Regions from separate parts of the Homo sapiens genome. Here region 1 is linked to region 2. The links are chromatin loops, found by intact Hi-C in ENCODE. Cell type or tissue: natural killer cell. All regions are shown on one strand. Links, peaks and the distances in the headings refer to the core of each region. The heading gives the core; the rest is flanking DNA.

Region 1 (8,328 bases), core at 184-8,183, 1.1 Mb after region 2:
CAACTACATGGAAACTGAATGACTACTGGGTACATAATGAAATGAAGGCAGAAATAAAGATGTTCTTTGAAACCAATGAGAACAGAGACACAACATACCAGAATCTCTGGGACACATTTAGAGCAGTGTGTAGAGGGAAATTTATAGCACTAAATGCCCACAAGAGAAAGCAGGAAAGATCTAAAATTGACACCCTAACATCACAATTAAAAGAACTAGAGGAACAAGAGCAAACACATTCAAAGGCTAGCAGAAGGCAAGAAATAACTAAGATCAGAGCAGAACTGAAGGAGATAGAGACACAAAAAACCCTTCAAAAAATCAATGAATCCAGGAGCTGGTTTTTTGAAAAGATAGACCGCTAGCAAGACTAATAAAGAAGAAAAGAGAGAAGAATCAAATAGACTCAATAAAAAATGATAAAGCGGATATCACCACCGATCCCACAGAAATACAAACTATCATCAGATAATACTATAAACACCTCTATAAAAATAAACTAGAAAATCTAGAAGAAATGGATAAATTCCTCGACACATACACCTTCCCAAGACTAAACCAGGAAGAAGTTGAATCCCTGAATAGACCAATAACAGGCTCCGAAATTGAGGCAATAATTAATAGCCTACCAACTAATAGAAGTCCAGGACCAGAGAGATTCACAGCCGAATTCTACCAGAGGTAAAAGGAGGCGCTGGTACCATTCCTTCTGAAAATATTCCAATCAACAGAAAAAGATGGAATCCTCCCTAACTCATTTTATGAGGCCAGCATCATCCTGATACCAAAGCCTGGCAGAGACATAACAAAAAAAGAGAATTTTAGACCAATATCCCTGATGAACATCGATGCAAAAATCCTCAATAAAATACTGGCAAACTGAATCCAGCAGCAAATCAAAAAGCATAACTATCATGTTCAAGTGGGCTTCATCCCTGAAATGCAAGGCTGGTTCAACATTCACAAATCAATAAATGTAATCCAGCATATAAACAGAACCAAAGACAAAAACCACATGATTATCTCAATAGATGCAGAAAAGGCCTGCGACAAAATTCAACATCCCTTCATGCTAAAAACTCTCAATAAATTAGGTATTGATGGGACGTATCTCAAAATAATAAGAGCTATTTATGACAAACCCACAGCCAATATCATACTGAATGGGCAAAAGCTGGAAGCATACCCTTTGAAAACTGGCACAAGACAGGGATGCCCTCTCTCACCACTCCTATTCACATGCTGTTGGAAGTTCTGGCCAGGGCAATCAGGCAGGAGAGAGAAATGAAGAGTATTCACTTAGGAAAAGAGGAAGTCAGATTGTCCCTGTTTGCAGATGACATGATTGTATATTTAGAAAACCCCATTGTCTCAGCCTAAAATCTCCTTAAGCTGATAAGCAACTTCAGCAAAGTCTCAGGATACAAAATCAATGTGCAAAAATCACAAGCATTCTTATACACCAATAACAGATACACAGAGAGCCAAATCGTGAGTGAACTCCCATTCACAACTGCTTCAAAGAGAATAAAATACCTAGGAATCCAACTTACAAGGGATGTGAAGGACCTCTTCAAGGAGAACTACAAACCACTGCTCAAAAACATAAAACAGGACACAAACAAATGGAAGAACATTCCATGCTCATGGATAGGAAGAATCAATATCATGAAAATGGCCATACTGCCCAAGGTCATTTATAGATTCAGTGCCATCCCCATCAAGCTACCAATGACTTTCTTCACAGAATTAGAAAAAACTACTTTAAAGTTCATATGGAACCTAAAAACAGCCCACATTGCCAAGTCAATCCTAAGCCAAAAGAACAAAGCTGGAGGCATCATGCTACCTGACTTCAAACTATACTACAAGGCTACAGTCACCAAAACAGCATGGTACTGGTACCAAAACAGAGATATAGATCAATGGAACAGAACAGAGCCCTCAGAAATAATGCCACATATCTACAACCATCTGATCTTTGGCAAACCTGACAAAAACAAGAAATGGGGAAAGGATTCCCTATTTAATAAATGGTGCTGGGAAAACTGGCTAGCCATATGTAGAAAGCTGAACCTGGATCCCTTCCTTATACCTTATACAAAAATTAATTCAAGATGGATTAAAGACTTAAATCTTAGACCTAAAACCATAAAAACCCTAGAAGAAAACCTAGTCAATACCATTCAGGATATAGGCATGGGCAAGGATTTCATGTCTAAAACACCAAAAGCAATGGCAACAAAAGCCAAAATTGACAAATGGGATCTAATTAAACTAGAGCTTCTGCACAGCAAAAGAAACTACCATCAGAGTGAACAGGCAACCTACAGAATGGGAGAAAATTTTTGCAATCTACTCATCTGACAAAGGGCTAATATCCAGAATCTACAATGAACTCAAACAAATTTACAAGAAAAAAACAAACAACCCCATCAAAAAGTGGGCAAAGGATATGAACAGACACTTCTCAAAAGAAGACATTTATGCAGCCAACAGACACATGAAAAAATGCTCATCATCACTGGCCATCAGAGAAATGCAAATCAAAACCACAATGAGATACCATCTCACACCAGTTAGAATGGCGATCATTAAAAAGTCAGGAAACAACAGGTGCTGGAGAGGATGTGGAGAAATAGGAACACTTTTACACTGTTGTTGGGACTGTAAACTAGTTCAACCATTGTGGAAGTCAGTGTGGCGATTCCTCAGGGATCTAGAACTAGAAATACCATTCAACCTAGCCATCCCATTACTGGGTATATACCCAAAGGATTATAAATCATGCTGGTATAATGACACATGCACACGTATGTTTATTGCGGCACTATTCACAACAGCAAAGACTTGGAACCAACCCAAATGTCCAACAATGATAGACTAGATTAAGCAAATGTGGCACATATACACCATGGAACACTATGCAGCCATAAAAAAGGATGAGTTCATGTTCTTTGTAGGGACATGGATGAAGCTGGAAACCATCATTCTCAGCAAACTATTGCAAGGACAAAAAACCAAACACTGCATCTTCTCACTCATAGGTGGCAACTGAACAATGAGAACACTTGTACACAGGAAAGGGAACATCACACACCGGGGCCTGTCGTGGGGTGGGAGGAGTGGGGAGGGATAGCATTAGGAGATAAACCTAATTTAAATGACGAGTTAATGGGTGCAGCACACCGACATGTCACGTGTATACATATGTGACAAACCTGCACGTTGTGCACATGTACCCTAGAACTTAAAGTATAATAATAAAAAAAAAAAGAATTTGTGGCAGAAATTGCCAGTTAACTTCCAATATTCATTTTCCCATTCTTCCATAATAGATTTTTGGCCACCAAGAAAAAATGCAACATTTCACAGTCTTTCTTATAGGAAAGTGTAGCCATATGACACCTCAGCAAGCAGTATTTTCCGGACAATGGGATGTGAGCAGCAGTAATGTACATCTCCTCCCTCCCCCTCCTATTTTAACCCAGGCAGCCTACCTGTAGGGGGCAGGAAGGAATGGCAGGGGGTACTAAGTTCTTAACCATAGTGATTTATGTGTTATATGGCCATTTGATCCAGCTTGCTCTTCTACCATCCCTAGGTGGTTGCCCTCATATCATCATGGTTCAAAATGATCGCTGCCCTCTCTCCAAAATGATTCCTGGAAGGGAATAGATGGCAAGGCAGTCAATGGCTTCAGATCCCTAACTCTGAACACTATATTCTACTGCCCTCTAGTGGAATGTTCCAGTACTTGACACAATCGTTGCATAACTACATTGGCAAGAATGAAAGCTGTATGTGAAAAGAGCCACCAAGGCATGGATCGGTGTGTGAAAAGAACAATATTGGGACATGCAAAAGGGTATCTGCAGAGCCTGGAAGAGAAGTCCCAATCATCCCCTCCAGCACCTGGCTCAGGACTCTTGCCAATTCTTTGGTGAAAAGAACTGAAAGTCGGTATCAGAACTGAATACAGAAAACCCACGGTTGCTTGCCTAAATTTCTTCTCTGCCATTTGCATTGTAAACATATTGATTGAGCATCCACCAAGTGCCAGGCACAGCTCTGTCTCTATGATTGGGACAAACAAGGTCCCTTCTCTCAAAGGTGTACATTCTAAGGGGAGAGGAGGGTAAGTGTGGGCAAAGGAAAAGACAATAACAAGAAATGAATCAACACGAGGTTGGGCGCGGTGGCTCACACCTGTAATCCCAGCACTTTGGCAGGCAGAGGCGGGCAGATCACTTGAAGCCAGGAACTCAAGGCCAGCCTGGCCAACATGGCAAAACCCCGTCTCTATTAAAAATACAAAAATTAGCCAGGCTTGGTGGCATGCACTGTAATCACGGCTACAGCAAGAGGCTGAGGCAGGAGAATCACTTGAACCCAGGAGGTGGAGGCTGTAGTGGCCGAGATCGAGCCACTGCATTCCAGCCTGAGTGATAAAGTGAGACTCTATCTCAAAAAAGAAAAAAAATCAACACGAGTGGTGTCAGATAAAGGTAAACGCGGGCCAGATTGTGGAGATTTTTAAATGCATTAGGGAGTTTTAACATAGAGATAACATGCTTGGATTCAGGTTTCTAAAACACCATTCTGGCTTCTAGGTGGAAGATGGATTGTACAAGACAGGGATGGAGGAGGGAGACCAGCTGGAAGATGACTGTACGGGTCCGGAGGAGCGGTGATGGTAGCTTGAATTAGAAAGGAAGCAGCAGAGAATGAGGAGTGAAAAGACTGGTTTCCATTGTGAAAGTAAAGCCAACAGGCCTTAGTCTGTTCAGGCTGCTACCATAAAAATACAATATACGGGTGGCCTATAAAAGTCAGAAATGGATTTCTTACAGTTCTGGAAGCTGGAAATCTGAGATAGGTGCCAGCTTGGTCAGGCTCTGGTATGAGCCTTTTTCCAGGTTGAAGACTATTGTCTTCTCATTGTCTCCTCACATGGCAGACAGAAGGCTGGAGAGCTATTTGTGGCTCTCATGCAAGGGCACGAATCCTATTCTTAAAGTCTCTACTCTTAAGATCTAATTACCTTCCAAAAGCCCCACCTTCTAATACTGTCCTATTGAGAGTTAGGATTTCAACATAAGAATTTGTGGGGGACGCAAACATTCAATCCATTGCCGGGGAGTTGAGGGAAAGGAAAAAATCCAGGAGTTATATATAGTTCTCATTTCAGACCAGGAGTTCCATCATTCTCAAAATATCCTCTTTTTTTGCTTAAAAAAAATCCCAATTGGCCGGGCGCGGTGGCTCACGCCTGTAATCCCAGCACTTTGGGAGGCCAAGGCGTGTGGATCATGAGGTCAAGAGATCGACACCATCCTGGCTAACACGGTGAAACCCTGTCTCTACTAAAAATACAAAAAATTAGCCGGGCGTGGTGGCTGGTGCCTGTAATCCCAGCTACTCGGGAGGCTGAGGCAGGAGAATGGCGTGAACCCGGAAGGCGGAGCTTGCAGTGAGCAGAGATGGCGCCACTGCACTCCAGCCTGGGGGACAGAGAGAGACTCCATCTCAAAAAATAAATAAAAGTAAAATAAAATCCCAATTTAAGGAACTGTCTAGATGACTGGTCTGGATGGATCCCACCTAACGCTGAAATGATTCTTGATTCAGGAACCAGGTAAGAAGCCCTCTTCTAGGAAACATTGCAGCTGTGCAAACAGCTCATTGAGCTTATTCGGTCCCTAGCCTGGAACAGAGTAAGATAAGCCAGCTCCCAGTGGCCCAGCATCCTCCAGGCATGCAGGGTCTGTCAGTCCACATCCCAAAAGCCCAAAAGAGAGTTTTAACATAGAGATAAAGCCCAAGAGGCTTTAGAGACACCTTGGAATAAACCCTCTACAGGGGATAAGGATATCCCCTCTTCCCAGCCCCAGTCAACAGCTCAGTATTTTGTCATAGGAACACTTGCTAAAGGAAAAACCCCTCCAGCCTCCAGGTTCTTAATCCATACCTGAGGGCAAAGAAGGGTGCAGGTGAAACAACTGACCTGCGGCTAAAATTGGGACAGCCTTTAACCCATCAGGCAAGCCCTAGAGTCAAAAGTTTTTAAAAACATTAAAGCTGAAGGGGCAACTTCAAATACCTCCTTTATTAGATAAACAAAAGTAGTTTTTCCAACTACTTAGAAATGTAATGTCTCAAATTCTACTCTTTTCATCATTCAGGGGTATGTCATGGGTTGAATTGTGGCCCCAAAAAAGATATAGTGAAGTCCTCAGAATGTGACCATGTTTGGAAATAGGCTTGTTAGAGATGTGATTAGTCAGGATAAGGTCCTACTGGAGCAGAGTGGGCCCCTAACCCAATATGACTGGTGTCCATACAAGAAGACACAGACACACAGGAAGAACACCATATGGAGATGGAACACTGCAGAGACGCATCCACAAGCCAAGGAATGCCTGGGGCTACTAGAAGCAAAGAGAGAGGCATGGATCAGATTCTCCCCCAGAAGGAACCCACCCTGCTCTGATCTATGTTGATAAGGAGAATGGAGAACCAGGTATCCATGCAGCTCCTAAAGATAGGCTGAAGCTGGGATCTGGACCTTCAATCAAAGCCTTAGAGGGGAGATCTCAAGTTTCAGCACCACGTGTTGGCAAAATGTCCAATGCTTTACCAGCCTTACCTAAAGCTACCAGAAAGTCTTTTGGAACTGTCAACAGGGCTACAGAAACGTGAGTAAAGATCAACGGACTCCTCAAACTAAAACACCCAAATTTCTCTGCCGAAAAGATGACCAGGAAGACTGTTAAAGCAAAAAGCTCTGTTCCTTCCTCAGATAATGCCTACCCAGAAATAGAAAAATTATTTCACTTCAATCTTCTAGATTTTGAGAGTTTTAACCAACCTGAAGTGCACCAGATTGCAGGCCTCCCCTTGAGTGGAGTGCCTCTTATGATCCTTGATAAGGAGAGAGAGCTTGAAAAGCTGTTTCAGCTGGGCCCGCCTTCGCCTGTGAAGATGCCCTCTCCGCCATGGGAACCCAATCTGTTGCAGTGTCCTTCAACCCTTCTGTTGACCCTGGATGTTGAATTGCCACCTGTTTACTATGACATAAATATTTAAATTTCTTCATGCTTTAGGGTTTGTGTGTATTTGTACTAATAAAGCATTCTTTAACAGGAAAAAAAAAACTCACCCTGCTAACACCTTAATTTTGAACTTCCAGCCTCCAGAACTGTGAGACAATAAATTTCTGTTGTTTTTAAATCACGCAGTTTGGTGGACCATGTTACAGCAGCCCTAAGAAACTAATATAAAGTCAACTGAGTGGAGAAGCTGAGCACTGACACACAGTGGCAGGTCCCTCGTAAAATCTGCTCTCCTTGTCAGGAACCCGGGCACATCTAGGACAGAAAACTGGGGAAACCTAGGGTTCAATGCTAGCATACTCTTGTGTTTACTCCAGAAATGTTATTAACTTCTCTAGGCCCTTCTTCTAGGAAAACAAAGGGAAAAGGGGATCAAGCCATCAACTCAAAATCCTACAGAGACATTTATGTCAGTTTCATTGATGATTTGGGAACATAAACATTAGTTTTGAGGTGTTTAGGGGTTTTTTAACTAATTTATATGGGTCTTTTTTGTTTTTCGTGTTTTTGCTTTTTGGGGTTTTGTTTTGTTTTTTTTTGGGGGGTGTGTGTGTGTGTGGTTTTTTTTTATTGTTGTTGTTTTGTTTGTTTTTTGTTTTATTTTGTTTTTGAGACAGGGTCTCATTCTGTTGCTCAGGCTGGAGGGTAGAGGTGTGATCACAGCTCACTGCCACCTCTGCCTCCCAGGTTCAAGCAGTCCTCCTACCTCAGCCTCGCGAATAGCTGAAACCACAAACGTGCATCACCATGCCTGGCTAATTTTTTGTATTTCTTGTGATAGAGATGGGGTTTCACTAGGATGCCCAGGCTCGTCTCAAACTCCTGAGCTAAAGCAATCCACCTGCCTTGGTCTCCCAAAGTGCTGGAATTACAGGCATGAGCCACCGCACCCTACCTTATTTTTAATTTTTGTGGGTATACAGTAGGTGTATATATTTATGGGATACATGAGATGCTTTGATACAGACATGCGATGTGAAATAATCACATCATGGAGAATGGGGTCTCCATCCCTTCAAGCATTTATCCTTTGTGTTACAAACAATCCAATTACATTATTTTAGTTATTTTTAAACATACAATCAAGTTATTATTGACTATAGTCACCCTATTGTGCTATAAAATAGTAGGTCTTATTCATTCTTTCTAATTTTTTTGTACCCATTAACCATCCCCATTGTATTAGTTGTTTTCATACCACTGATAAAGACAT
Region 2 (8,328 bases), core at 113-8,112:
GACCAGGGGTGGGCCTAGCCTTTTGTGATGACCCCACCTTTGCATCCAGCAGGGACTCTGGACTGGGCCCCTTGCATGAGTTCTGTCATCTAATGCTCTCAGCATCCTTGGGTTGTTATCACCCCTGCCAGCAGTGGTTAGATGAGGAGATGGAGGCCTGGATGATGAAGTGACTCTGGCCGGGAAAACACCCTGCTGTGTGAGGGTGGCCTCCCAACCTCCCTGAACATTTGTGGAGGGACCTACCTGTCCCCCTCACTGCCATGTGCATAGAAGCTTCCAGGCTGCAGTCCTTCCTTTCTCACCACCTCCTCTAATTGCTCTCCCGCCTCTACATATTTTTTGATGCTTTTTGAGTTTCTCAATTGTAGCCTTTGCTGTTTGCCGTGGGGGCTGCCCCATCCCGGGAGCCTGTGGTCCAGGGTGCCAGGCTGGGCTGAGCGCCTGGGTGTGCAGGCGGCCTCGGGCCAGCAGGGGGAGCCCGTGAGCTGCTAGCCTGGCCTGGCGCGGTCGGGGCGGGCCCTTCTGAGACGGGTTCCAGGTTTCTGTGCCTGGTGCCACCCCCAAGGGAAGGCGGAGCCCATGGGACAGTGCTCAGGCAAGGGGAGCCGGCCAGGGTGGACCCCGAGTCTGTGAGCGGGTGGGGGGTGCCTGGCTCCTCACTCAAGTCCCTGCTGTGTGAGGGTGGCCTCCCAACCTCCCTGAGCCCCGGTTTCCTCATCTGTAAAACGAGAACGATTCCAACCCCATTGGTCATGCTGGGAGCCCTCAGCCGCTGCCGGGGGGGATGTTGGGGACAGGTGCCAGGTCCACTTGGTCCTGCAGCTCCTGGAGGAGGACAGCTGTCCCGCTGCCTGCATGCAGTGACAGTGAGGGCAGAACTGACTGGCGGTGGGACTGATGGATAATGTCGCTGGCTGAGTGCTGCCAACCGGCTTGGCCTTAGTGTGTGGGAGGAAGCTCGGAGCTGTTCTGCAGGGGACGTCTTCACCCCCGTTCTAATCAGGGAGAAACGGGGGACCCAGAGAGATGTGGACGCTGCTGGAAAGTGGCAGAGCTGAATTCATCACAACCCAGGTCTGCGATGCCTGAGCCAGTCCCTCAGCCTCCCCAGACCTCAGTTTCCCTCCCTGAACAAAGAGAGCAGGACAAGATATTCTAGGGGCCTCTGAGGTTTCCCCAGCATGCCTGCCCTGTGTGCCCAGAGAAGGAGGGACAGGAAGAGCTGGTTTGCATTCTTGGATGAGGCAAGAAAGGAGATGTGGGGGTGCAAGCCCCAGGCCCGTTCCTCTGCCCCCACCCTGATCCTCCTTCCTGCCTCTGCAGCCTTTCTGAAGGGCCTGAGTGACAAGCAGCGGGAGGAACATTACTTCTGCAAGGACTTTGTCAGGCTGAAGAAGATCCCGACATGGAAGGAGATGGCGAAAGGTAGGCCCTGCTCGGGGGAGGCCCTGGTGGGCAGGCTCCAGACCCGTGGCTTGGGAGAATTGTGCAGACAAGAAGAGCTAGTCCAGTGGCATGTATCGAGTGCTTGCTGCAGGCAGGTGCTCCGCGTGTATCACCTCATTCAATTATTTTATTTTATTTTTTGAGATGGAATTTCACTCTTTTTGCGCAGGCTGGAGTGCAATGGCTCGATCTTGGCTCACTGCAACCTCCACCTCCCGGGTTCAAGCGATTCTCCTGCCTCAGCCTCCTGAGTAGCTGGGATTACAGACATGCACCACCATGCCTGGATAATTTTTGTATTTTTAGTAGAGATGGGGTTTCACCATATTGGCCAGGCTGGTCTCGAACTACTGACCTCAAGTGATCTGCCCGCCACGGCCTCCCAAAGTGCTGGGATTACAGGCGTCAGCAACTGCGCCTGGCCATCTCATTCAATTATTAACACAACAAGTGCAATTTTTATCCCCATTGTATGGTTGGAAACAGAGCCCTAGGTTAGGTGAGCCACCTGCCCGAGATTACTTGCTTGTGGGGAGCTGGGGTTTGAAGCTGCGATTTGGTTGCTTACAGTGGGGTGTGTTGGTGAGACAGCAGGCCTGGTGACCCATAACCCTAGGCAAGTCTCTGACCCACCTAATCCTCAGTTTCTACCTCTGTGAAATGGGATAGATGATATTGGCACTGTACCTGCTGGTGGCCTTGCTGTGAAGATGCAAGGAGTCCCCGCGTGATTTTAGCACGCAGTAGGTGCTCCTCAGTGTGGGTTCCTGGTACTGGGTCAGCAGTCATCGTGCTGCAGGCTGCCCCTGGAGGTGGAGGGAGGTCGATAGGGAAGGCCCTGGCCCCTGGGCCCTGGCTGGGTCCCTCTGCAGTGGGCAGCCTCGCTGTGACCTCCCCGGCCCCTACTTGTTCCAGGGGTGGCTGTGAAGGTGGAGGAGCCCAGGTATAAAAAGGACAAGCAGCTCAATGAGAAAATCTCCCTGCTCCGCAGCGACATCACCAAGCTGGAGGTGGACGCCATCGTCAACGCCGGTGAGTGGCTGGCCTGAACCAGAGACCTGGTGGCCGCCCTGTTGCCTTTGCTCTGCTCTGCTGTGCCAGGCCTGGGTGGACGCCACCTGGCTCCAGTGAGGCTCGGGTTGCTGGCAAGGACAGCCTGCTGGCGCCATGGCAGCCCAACGTGTCGGCCACTCGGGCTCCTCTTCCCTTGAAACCCTGACCTGCTGTGTCGGGGGCGCCTTGCTCCACTGAGACCCATTAGTGGCCGGGGAAGGGGGAGAGCTGGGCTGAAACTGGGCTGCCCTGCCAGGAAGGCAGAGGCCACAGCGGGGAGGTCTGACCTTGGGGGGCCACAGAAGCCCCAACCAGCACCTGCCTTCCTCTGCCTTTGGCCTGGCCTGCCCCCGCTTCAGACCTGGGCGGGTGAGGGAGCTTGTCGAGGGATAGTGGGGGCAGAGAGGTCCCCTGCCATGCCCTGGCAGCTTTCCAGAGCCTAGAAACAGGAGCTGCTCAGCTTCCTGCGCTCGCCTCTTGCTGGCTTGGCAGTTTATTGTGATGAGTATGGGAGCCGGCTGCCTCTTTGTGGGAGGGAGGAAGGGGGCTGCTACTCCACACAGCTAGTGGTTGTCTGGCAAGGTCAAAGGCGCCAGGAAAGGACTTTGGCATGGGGTGCCAAGGGCTGGTTAAGTCGAGCAGGTGGCTTGTGGAACAGGTTGAGTGGCGGCTGAACCCCGGCCCTCGCCCGCCTGCTCGCTTGCTCCTTTGCTTACCTGGCATCTGCACCAAGCATTGGAGGAAGGGGGGCCTCTTTCTCAGACCCTGAATATGGGGGGCAGGTCCTCTCGTCTTGGGCTCCAGCTCACAGGGAAAACCCTGCTGTGCCAGCCCCTCCCTAACCTGTGCAGGCCCAGGGCACCCCCAGGAGCTTCTCGAGTCTCCTTCGTCCCCACTTTGCGCTTGTAGCGGTCGTGCCTGGCCCCAGCGCTGTCCCCCAGTGACTCTGGGGCATGGTGGTGCTGATGCTGTGAGCATTTCCGTTAATCTCTGTGAGTGACAGGCTCTAGGATCCGGAGAGGGGAGTTCACTCGGCCGCCCCGGGCCTGGTCCGTGGGGTCTGAGTTGTGTTTCCTGAAGCAACCTTGCTCTATGCGTCTTCCCACTGTTGACTGCAAAGCTGGATAGTCATATGGGGGTGCCTTGCCCGCACATTCCCTGTCTAGGCACACAGGTGACAGGTTACACGTAGGCAGGAGTTTCTGCTCAGTGTGGCTGGCTGAGGGCAGCAGGGAGAGCTAGGGTCACCTTGGGCTTCTGCAGGTGGTTCTGGTGTGTTTCTCTAGGGCCACTAGGATGAGAACTGCTAGTCCATCTGAGGACACACAGCTAAGACAAAGCCACATCTGGGTTGGCAGACATTACAGCGGCCTAGGGGAGAAGGGCGTTCTTGCTGCCTGTGCCCAGGAGGGGCTGGCCTGGAGCAGAAGGGCAGAGCCTTGGGGCTGTGGCTGAGGGGGCAGTCAGGCAGGCCAGTGGGTACTCCAGCCCTGCCAGTCACTGGCAAGCGTGTGAGAGGTACTGCAGCGGTACCTTCTTGCTGAGCTGCAAAGTGGCCGGAGGGAAAATGAGGCATCTTGTGAGCTCTGTCCCCCTTGGGTTGGTGGTTCGCTGCAACATGGGCCAGGAGAAAGGGTGCAGGGACCAAGGTGGGGTGTTGATGGGTTCAGATGGAATGGGGGCGCTCCGGAGGCTGCACCCGGGCTGTGGGCGTGATTAACACTGCTTCCTAAGTGCCCTTGGGAGTCGCCAGGTTTTGGATGCAGCAGCTCCATCAGAAGCGGTTTAGTGCCAGCTCCATTTGCACCAGGGCCAGGGCTGGGGCAGTGCTGGCTGAGTTTCTCTGTGGACTCCCCTTCTCTGTGTCCTTGCCTAGGCCTCTGTTTCCTCCTCTGCAAAATGAGGGTGGTGAAGAAACCACCCGTCAGGTTACTGGGGGCACTCGGAGCTGATGCACGTGACGTGCAAATGACGGTCACTCAGCACCTGGCGGGAATCGGGGCTCAGCACCTCGCACTGGTGCTGAAACTGGTGTCATCAGCGCCGTTCTGGGCATCACCCCTGTCCCAGCGGTGCCGAGGGACATGGTACCTCCTGCAAATGATCAGCTTTCACCTCCCCCTGCTTGCCTCAGTTTACCCATACACCTCTTGGTGTGTTCTCCTGGGATCTTTTTGTTCTAGACTCTCACAGCCAGGAGGACCCGGTACCCGCCTGGAATCCCAGGGAATGACGGAGGCAGGGTCTGAACACGGGCTTCCCACACAGAGCCCGAGTCTCCTTTCAGCCGTCCAGGGCTTTGTGGAACCCCAGCGTTCAAAGTGGCTTTGGCACTGGTCAGGCCTCCAGGGTCCTGGGTGGCCTTGGCTCCCACCCCAGCCCCTGTGCCCACCAGGGGGCAGCAGAGATTGCAGTTCCCAGGAGCCCATATATCAGCCTGTTTATTAGTGGAATAAAAGTCGTTGGCAACGGCAGGGCTTTTCGGGGCTGCATAAATCTGCGTCTGTGCCTCGTGAAACCCATATGTGCTTAATTCATATGTAAAGTTTCAAGCAGGAAGAGAATACGTGTCCATTAAATTCTATTTGACTTGATTATAATCATTAGCCGTGAATAATTGCTTCTCAGTGCCTACCACGGAGCCACCACAATAAGCCAGAGGAGAGAGCAATTATCTTGGGGTGGGGATTTTTAAATTTATATTTTTGAAGCCAGGAGCAGTGCTGGCCCCGCGGGCGTCAGTGGCCCATGGAGAACGCCGTGGGTCACACTGGGCTGGGAGCTTGAGATCTGGCCGCCCGCCGGAGCTTCTGGATTTTGTTGTGGGGAACAGTTCTCTTTGTTCCTGCTGCCATATGGGAGGGGCTGTCGCTGCCTGGGCTTGGGTCCAGCTGCAGGGATGTGGAGGGGAAGGGTGCAGTGGGAGCTAGGAGAGGGCTGTGAGGGAAAGGGGGCGGGGAGAGCTCCCAACCCCCCACCCTCCTCCATCCTGAAAAGCTGTGGGGTTGAAGGGGTCTCCAGCCAGGCTGTGGGCATCTCTCTTGCCACTCAGCAGGGCCCTGGGGATCCTTGGAGAGGGCAGTTGCCAGGTGTCCCCCTGCCCGCCCCCCTCACTCTTTCCCCTCCCTGAAGAGGCATCTGCCTGTGACCTCCGTCAGGCCATTGAGAATCGGACCCTGGGCGGGACGTAGTAGCTCACTCCTGTAATCCCAGCACCGTGGGAGGCCGAGACGAGAGGATCACTTGAGCTCGGGAGTTTGAGACCAGCCTGGCCAACATAGTGAGACTCTATCTCTACAAAAAAAAAAATAATACGGCATGGTGGTGTGTGCCTATAATCCCAGCTACTCAGGAGGCTGAGGCAGGAGGATTGCTTGAACCTGGGAGGTTGAGGCTGCAGTGAGCCATGGTTGTGCCACTGCACTCCAGCCTGGGTGACAGAGTGAGACCCTATCTAAAATATATATATATATATAATAGAACATCAGATTCTGGGCCAGGTACGATGGCTCACACCTGTAATCCCAGAACTTTGGGAGGCTGAGACAGGCGGATCACTTGAGGTCAGGAGTTTCGAGACTAGCCTGGCCAACATGGCGAAATCCCATCTCTACTAAAAATACAAAAATTAGCCAGGCGTGATGGCATGCACCTGTAATCCCAGCTACTTGGGAGGCTGAGGTAGGAGAATCACTTGAACCCAGGAGGCTGAGGCAGGAGGATTGCTTGAACCTGGGAGGTCAAGGCTGCAGTGAGCCATGATTGTGTTACTGCCTTCCAGCCTGGGCAACAGAGTGAGACTCCATCTCAAAAAAAAAAAAAGAAAGAAAGAAAATCAGACTCTGAGGCTGCAGGCGGTGGCTCACTCTTGTAATCCCAGCACTTTGAGAGGCTGAGGCAGGAAGATTGCTTGAGCCCAGGAGTTTGAGACCAACTTGAGCAACACAGTGGCACCCTATCTCTACCAAAAAAAAAATTAAAAAAGATTAGTAGGGTGTGGTGGTGCATGCCTGTAGTCCAGCTACTTGGGAGGCTGAAGTGGGAGGACTGCTTGAGCCTGGGAGGTCGAGGCTGCAGTGAGCTGTGACTGTGCCATTGCACTGCAGCCTGGGCAACAGAGTGAGATGCTGTCTCAAAAAACAAATAAAAATAAGAAAATCAGATTCTGTTTCCCTACTGATCTCCTGGCATTTGAAATTCAGGACTGGTTTCCACTCTTACATTATTGGGCTATGAGATGTGATTGGGATGTGTGTGATGGTGTGTGTGTGAGGTCAGGAGTTTGGCCTGTGTGTGTGATGTGTGCGGTGCGTGTGTTTGTGATGTAGCATGTTTGTGTCTGTGCTTGTGTGATGCGTGGGGTGTGTGTGATAGAGTGTGTGTGTGAGGTCAGGAGTTTGGCCTATGTGTGTGGGGTGTGCGTATGCATTTGTATGATGTGTGTGATGCGTGTGTGTGCGTGATGTGTGTGTGTCTGTGCTTGTGTGATGCATGGGGTGTGGGTGATGGAGGGTGTGTGTGGTGTGATGTGTGTTTGTATGGGATGTGGTGGGAGTGAGGTGGGAGGTTGGGCAGAAGCATAGAAGTGGGGATGCCTGGCTGGCGGGTGGCAGGGCTTGAAGTTGCAGGGACGGAACAAACCCCCACACCCTCAGGCACAGTGCAGGCCTCCCTGGGCCCTGTCCCCGTGGGCTGCCAGCTGAGGCCACTTGCTTGGGTAGCACCCGGGAGAGTCTCAGGTTCCTGCCATCTGTGTCGGCCACGGCTCCTGCCCACAGGAGCATGGCGCATCCGTCTTAATGAAATTGGGCTGCCATGTGCAGGAGATAAGCCAGGGAGCCCCCGCAGGCCCCCTCTTCTGGAGGAGGAGGTTCTCAGAGCCGGTGCCTGCCTCTCCAGCCTTGCCTATGACCTCAGTCCTGTGTCTGGGGAGAGCGCCGGTCTCAGGGTATCCACTAGGGGGTGCTGTGGCTGCCAGGGTGTTTATGTCTCCTTTTTACCACGGGGGTGCAGTGACCTTGACTAGGCCACCTCCCTGCCCTTGAGTTTCCTGGTGCACCAGACCTGTGTGTGTGGACTTCTTGTTCCTGACAGATAGCAGAGTCCTGGGCAGGACATGTCCGGGCACAAAGAAAGATCCCCATTCTTGGCCAGGCACGGTGGCTCACGCCTGTTATCCTAGCACTTTGGGAGGCCGAGGCGGGCGGATCGCTTGAGGTCAGGAGTTTGAGAGCAGCCTGGCCAACATGGTGAAACCTGGTCTCTACTAAAAATACAAAAATTAGCCGGACACAGTGGCATGCGCCTGTAGTCCCAGCTAGTCAGGAGGCTGCGGCAGAAGAATTGCTTGAACCTGGGAGGTGGAGGTTGCGGTGAGCCGAGATTGTGCCACTGCACTCCATCCTGGTTGCTGGGTGACAGAGCAAGATTCCATCTCAAAAAAAAAGAAAAATCCCCATTCTTGGCCAACCCAGGGGTCCAGCTGCCTGGCTTTGGCCTTCATGTCATAAGAGGACAGGGCAGAGATGGATGAAAGGCTTTGTGCAAAGATGGAAGGGATCTTTTGTTTCAATGCCAGCCCAGAGCAGTGAGCATGGGCTGTGCGCACCGTGGCCAGGAGCAGGTCAGGGTCCCAGCACCCCTGCTGGCCACTCCGTGGCCTCTACTTCCTCATCTGAGAAATGGCATCAGCATCAGTTCCACCGAAGGGCAGGGGTGAGGAGGACAGGAGTTCAGGCCTGTCCAGCCCTGGGCCCAGGGCCTGGCACACGGAGAGTCCCCAGGAAATGATTACTGGGAAGTCAGGAGCGAGAGCTACTAAGCAGA

Evidence for each region. Peaks named below come from ENCODE experiments on the same cell type or tissue, not always from the same donor. Only the 100,000 strongest peaks of a DNase experiment are listed, where the experiment ranks them.
Region 1: it touches region 2 in a loop (7-fold over the local background); 4 of 110 quality-filtered maps call a loop at or near these places.

What each region holds. Positions count from the first base shown.
Region 1 is chr11:63,031,265-63,039,592 of GRCh38, reverse strand. It overlaps the pseudogene PTTG1P2. Among named protein-coding and RNA genes, the nearest start is that of SLC22A8, 20 kb to the right of the region's middle. In natural killer cell, for the core only: CTCF peaks have their summits at 3,519 (motif pointing right) and 3,719 (motif pointing left); a DNase peak (open chromatin) is centred at 3,742.
Region 2 is chr11:64,145,392-64,153,719 of GRCh38, reverse strand. It overlaps MACROD1 (mono-ADP ribosylhydrolase 1), which reads left to right. Exons shown (of 11, transcript NM_014067.4): 2 at 1,327-1,428; 3 at 2,365-2,481. Among named protein-coding and RNA genes, the nearest start is that of MACROD1, 17 kb to the left of the region's middle. RefSeq lists enhancers at 1-340, 341-1,336, 7,252-7,753 and a silencer at 380-599. In natural killer cell, for the core only: CTCF peaks have their summits at 255, 459 (motif pointing right), 4,898 (motif pointing right), 7,497 (motif pointing right) and 1 weaker place; DNase peaks (open chromatin) are centred at 479, 4,909 and 7,469.